2 separate regions of the Homo sapiens genome follow, and region 1 is linked to region 2. The links are chromatin loops, found by intact Hi-C in ENCODE. Cell type or tissue: natural killer cell. All regions are shown on one strand. Links, peaks and the distances in the headings refer to the core of each region. The heading gives the core; the rest is flanking DNA.

Evidence for each region. Peaks named below come from ENCODE experiments on the same cell type or tissue, not always from the same donor. Only the 100,000 strongest peaks of a DNase experiment are listed, where the experiment ranks them.
Region 1: it touches region 2 in a loop (6-fold over the local background); 1 of 110 quality-filtered maps calls a loop at or near these places.

The regions. Positions count from the first base shown.
Region 1 is chr15:39,715,285-39,718,092 of GRCh38, forward strand. All of the region lies in intron 9 of FSIP1 (fibrous sheath interacting protein 1), which reads right to left. Among named protein-coding and RNA genes, the nearest start is that of FSIP1, 66 kb to the right of the region's middle. In natural killer cell, for the core only: no CTCF peak of the experiment used is centred there; no DNase peak of the experiment used is centred there.
Region 2 is chr15:39,628,135-39,630,942 of GRCh38, forward strand. All of the region lies in intron 10 of FSIP1 (fibrous sheath interacting protein 1), which reads right to left. It overlaps LOC105370785 (a long non-coding RNA gene), which reads left to right and starts at 294. Exons shown (of 3, transcript XR_932156.3): 1 at 294-382; 2 at 773-1,033. In natural killer cell, for the core only: no CTCF peak of the experiment used is centred there; a DNase peak (open chromatin) is centred at 1,427; H3K27ac peaks cover 2,500 bases.

The DNA.
Region 1 (2,808 bases), core at 298-2,797, 87 kb after region 2:
GCCCAGTTCAAGCATATTTCCATAATATTCCCTGACATACCCACAAAGGACAAATTATTCTCTCAGCCACGCCACATGCTCCTTTATTGCACTTACCACACTGTCACCACCTAGACAGTGACATGGCTGACCCTATTCTCTGCATCCCAATGCAAACTATAATCCTGAAGCTGTGTAAGCACTGGCCAATAGACTGTAATTTGGGTTTTCGAAACTTTCATCAAACTAGCAATGAATTTCAGTAAAATTCTTATTGTATACAGTTCTACCAAGCAAATTATTAAGAGTGCGTCAATTTCAAGAAGTGATTATTTTATATTTGGCTTCATTTCTCACTTCTGGTAGCTTTCAATCTCTAGAAGCATCCTGATATCGTTTGGATCTCTGTCCCTACCAAATCTCATGTCGAATTGTAACCCCCAGTGTTGGAGGTGGCGCCTGGTGGGAGGTGATTGGGTCATGGGGGTGGAGTTCTCATGAATGGGTTAGCACCATCCCTCAGTACTGCTCTCATGATTGTGAGTGAATGAGTTACCATGAGGTCTGGTTGTTTACAAGTGTGTAGCACCTCCCTCTTCTCTCTCTCTTCCTCTTGCTCTGGCCATGTAAGAAGTGCCTGCTTCCCCTTCACCTTCTGCCATGATTGTAAGTTTCCTGAGGCCTCCCCAAAAGCAGAAGCTGCTGTGCCTCCTGTACAGCCTGCAGAACCGCGAGCCAATTAAACCTCTTTTCTTTATAAATTACCCATTCTCAGGTATTTCTTTATAGCAGTGAAAGAACAGACTAATACACATCTAGAGGCTGAATTATTATCAGAAATATTTTTTAAAGGAAATCTAATGTTAGGGGGAAGTTTGGAAAAAATGGTATCAAGGTCTCTTTGCAATGCTAAGCAGTCAGCATTTTATAAACTTTCATGAAGATACACCAGCTATGAAGTAGGACACATGGTAATCTGCAAAACACCCCGGATTTCATTTTTAAATTGAAATTATTTTAATAATCTACAACTATGATTTTTTCTAAATCTTGGGGCAAGCAAAGAGAAGGCACAGAAAGAAAAAAATTATAAGTTGCACTTAACAACATTTTTAAATGTTGCTTAATCAAAACCACCACTGTGAAAATGAACAAACCACCAACTGAGAGAAAATGATCATAACACACAAATCTGACAGAGGACTTGTATCCAGAATATGTAAGGAACTCCTACAACTCGATAATAAAAATAATCAAATAGACAATAATAATTAATCAAATGACAATCAAATTCTATAAAGACTTGCACAGATACTTCATAAAAGCTATGTGCATGACAAATAAGAACATGAAAACCTCCTCAACATCATTAGTCACTGGGGAAATGCAATTAAACCACAATGAGACACTACTACACAGCCACTAGCATGGCCCAGATGAAAAAAACTGTGAACACCAAATGTTGGAAATGTGTGAAACAACAGGGACTCTCTTACATTGTTTGCAGGACTATACAAAGGTACAACCACTTTGAAAAACAGGCCATGTCTTTTTTTTTTTTTTTTTTTTTGAGACGGAGTCTCGCTCTGTTGCCAGGCTGGAGTGCAGTGGCGCAATCCTGGCTCCCGGCAACCTCTGCCTCCCGGGTTCAAGCGATTCTCCTGCCTCAGCCTCCTGAGTAGCTGAGATTACAGGCATGCACCACCATGCCTGGCTAATTTTTGTATTTTTAGTAGAGACAGGGTTTCACCATGTTGGCCAGGATGGTCTCAATCTCTTGACCTTGTGATCCACCCACCTTGGCCTCCAAAGTGCTGGGATTACAGGTGTGAGCCACCACGCCAAAACAGGCCATTTCTTAAAAAGTTAAATGTTTGTCGATCATGTGATCCAAAAATTCAACTCCTATGAATTTATCAAAAAGAAATTAAAATATATAACTAAAGCCTTGTACACAAATGTTCATGGCAGCTAAAAACTGAAAACAGCCCAGATGTCCATCAATAGAGTATGATAAACTATGGTGAGCACCTGCCACAGCTGGGACAATCAGAGTGTTTCTCCTTGAGCTCCATCTTCTGGTTAGGTTTAGTCAAAGTGAGGGGAGAGTACAGGACAGAAGGAGAGAGAGCTTAGGGTATTTTTTCCCCTTCCCCTAATGCTTTTGCATCACAGTTTGGGCAGTGATGTATCCCTGAGATGTGCTGAGTTTTCTTAGATTCAACTGCATATTCATGCTCAAAGACTAACAGAGGACACACTTAGAGCCACTCTACTCAGAAGGTTATAAGACAGGAAACACAGCAGGCCAGTATCAGGTATCCCTTTTCAATGGGAGTGTTTGCTACAGTCCATGCCAAAACAATATAGGTATAAAGAGCAAAACAGCTATAAGCTGACTGTCTTAAAATCCTCATATCCTACAGGAGCCATTATCTCTTGAAATGGCCCCATAGGCACACCGAGTCCAAGGACCCAGCAAGAAACGTGCCCAGCCACAAGAATCACTGCAGTCAGAGATGGCCAAAATACAGCTTCTCCATCAGGTCTTTATAATTCTCCCAATCCAGGGATCATTTTAAGCATAAGCAAAGTCGCCTCCTAACATATTCAGCATGCCAACTTTTCTCAGATTGCCAAGGAAACAGAGTTAGGAAACTAATTACCGCTCAAGCGCTCACGCTGAGGGGGCTGGGGTTGGCTAACCCTTTGCCCATGTCCTCTATTATTACAACTTCAGATGGCCAGTTCTTCTCCCACAATTCCAGCTCTTGCTGAGCTCCCACACACTTTTTCTTCCCCCATCCACGGTGGCTAGTCTCTCGGTGT
Region 2 (2,808 bases), core at 27-2,526:
TCTACTGGCATATCTGGGACGAGAGCAGCAGAGTACTGTCCAAGAAGGCAAGAGTCAAAGGAGAAAATCCTTTGGAGGCCTAGGATTTACCTAGGGCAGCCAGAGGCAGCACCACTAGAGGGAGAATATGAATTGGAGCCAGGGAGAGAAAGCCAAGGTCACAGCTTAGGTTGGAGTGTCGAGATAAACAGAAAGAATGACAAGCATGAGGTATAAAAGAGGTCACGGCATGTTGTTCAGTGCCAATGCATGTCCACTGCGAAGACGTAGGAGGCCTGCTTTCATTCTGGATGGGCAGAGTGTAAGACCAGGCCAGGGGGCTAAAAGGAGTGAGGCAGGAGAAGACCCTAAAAGCCACTGAGGAATCAAAATGAGGTGCGAGGTGAGCCATGCACATGTGTGACATTCCTTCACATCTTAGACGCATCTCCAGCACCCTATCTTTAAGTTATTTCCTCGTGGCATTTTATACTCCATTTGGGAAAGCCTCTCAAGTTAAGTGTTCCTTCAGCTTGCAAACTCTCTCTCTGAAAGCAATAGAAAGCCCCAGAGGGAGAGGAAATACCCTTACCAACAGCAGAAGTTAGCAGGGGGAGGCTGACATTTCTAACTTTAGATTCCGGCTCTCTCATTCCCCAGCTGTTTGGTATTGGGCAAATCACTTAACCTTTCAAAGTCTCAGATTTCTAGTCAGTAGAGTAAAAATACTAACAACTAGCTGACTCCAAACAACTAGTTGGGAGGAATACTAACAAGCAACAATTTGCAATAGCATGAAATACCTGCGTGAAGCTGCGAGGACCATGCCTGATGCAGACGAGGCAGGAGCTCAATCAATGCTGGAACATCAATAGCAAATCTCAGCTTCCGTCTGGAAGCTGGCAGCAGCAGCAGCAGCCAGATGGCCTCTCTTGGAAGCTGTACACTGAAGCCTGTACTTTCCAAGTTCAACTGGCCCCTACTTTTGAAGATCTCTCTTGGATACCAGGAATGGAGCTTTATGGACGATCTCACAACTAGCAATTCACAATGAGTAAGCTGTCATGTGTACTCTTGTAGATTCCTGGCGCTGGGGAGGGGGTGCTACAGAGGCCATGAGATGCTGGGAGAGGGCACCCAAGAGGTAAAGATTGGCATGTGATTCTCTATCATCTATCATCGCCCTCGGAAGGTTTACACTTCAAGGCTGACACTATTAAGTCTTCAGCATCAGAAAGTACTGTATGCAGTAACCACAAAGTAACCAGAAAGGGGCTGGCTTCTAGATACTTTTACATTTGGTTAAAATAATCCCAGTCAGGGCACCAGGTGAGTCTCTTCAAGCGCAGGGCTGAAGCTAAGCCAGGTTCATCCCATGTTCCACGCACAGGGGCACGTGCCCCATTAGTCAGTTTTTCTCTTACTCCTCAGGCTGCCCCTCAGCCCTCTCTGCCTGCGCACACCCTCCTCAGGAAGCAAACTCTATTTCAAATGTTTACTCATTTCCTGTTGCCCTCACATCAAATCCTGAGGTGTGCTTCCTCACTACTGTCCCTGAGTCTAAGCAATCTAGGTCAATGTACAACTCTCTCAAGGAACAAACTCACATTTTATAGGAGCCTCGTTGAATCAGAATGACTTAACCTGAAGAGGTGATTCTAAGAATAGAATCCAAGCCCCATAGCTGGATGATAGAAAGATATTTGAAAGATATCACTTTGAGCACCCTCAAATCAGGCCACACTGGGCAAAGTTAGGCCTAGTCTGGTTCGACAAATGGTCAGTCCTGACAAATTTCATCAGATCTGATTTTCCTCTTGGGTATAAATCTAGTGCCATACAGTTAACTCCACATTTAACTTGTTAATCACAGAGAGCTTTTTCTGGTCACAAATGGGTGACTTGTAGCATTTCCCAGGGTTGAGCAAGTGCTCCTGAAGCTCTGCCCTGTCTAGACACGTATCTGAAATATCTAATTACCCCTGTACATTCTGTAGAGCACACAAAGCCCAACGTCATTACATAAACATGAAGCTCCATATTAATATATTTGCTCAGTGAACTGTCCTTTTACATTTGCCAATCTGAACGTGAAATCATGCTACTGCTGAGAATAAGGATACTATATTGTGAATAAGAAGTTCCAAGTTGTGCTATGATCCAAATTATGAAAGTTAAATTATCTAGAGAGCAAACCAAAAAAGCTGTGTAGTGAACTGAATCCAAATTCAGAAGAATCTAAATAGCTTGATGCATACCCTCTCTTAAATGACACATTTAAATAGTTTCCCTTTCACACAGAGCAAGAAACTTTAAGAAAGAGATGAATCCGTCCACCTCCCTCCCTGTCAGCGGGTCCCTTATTAGGTGGGTATCCAGACCAGCCCAGGTCATTAGTCAGTTGCACTGGGGGTGGGGCATGGAGGGAACAGGGCTGATAGCCCTGGACCATCTACTATGCACCACATACAGTATTTATTCCATTTACCTCTTCCAACTACCTAGTGGGGAAAATTGGAAAATCATTCTCCACATTGAACAGATAAGGAAACTAAGCCTCAGAGAAATTGAATGGTCCAGGGCCCAGAACTAATAAAAAAAATGAAGCCAGACTATAAAGTTAGGGCCTTTTCACACTAATTGTCTTCAGACAGATGCTTACAAGAGTTAGTTAAACTCCTTTTTCGAGGGGGAGCACCTGGCAGCAGCATGGTACCATAACATGCCCCCTCCACACTCTATCCGGCATCTGAAAATGTGATACCACAGAGCAGCCTAGTAAGGGGAGCCCCTCTCAACTCATAAATCTGAGGCAAGTGTATAAACAAG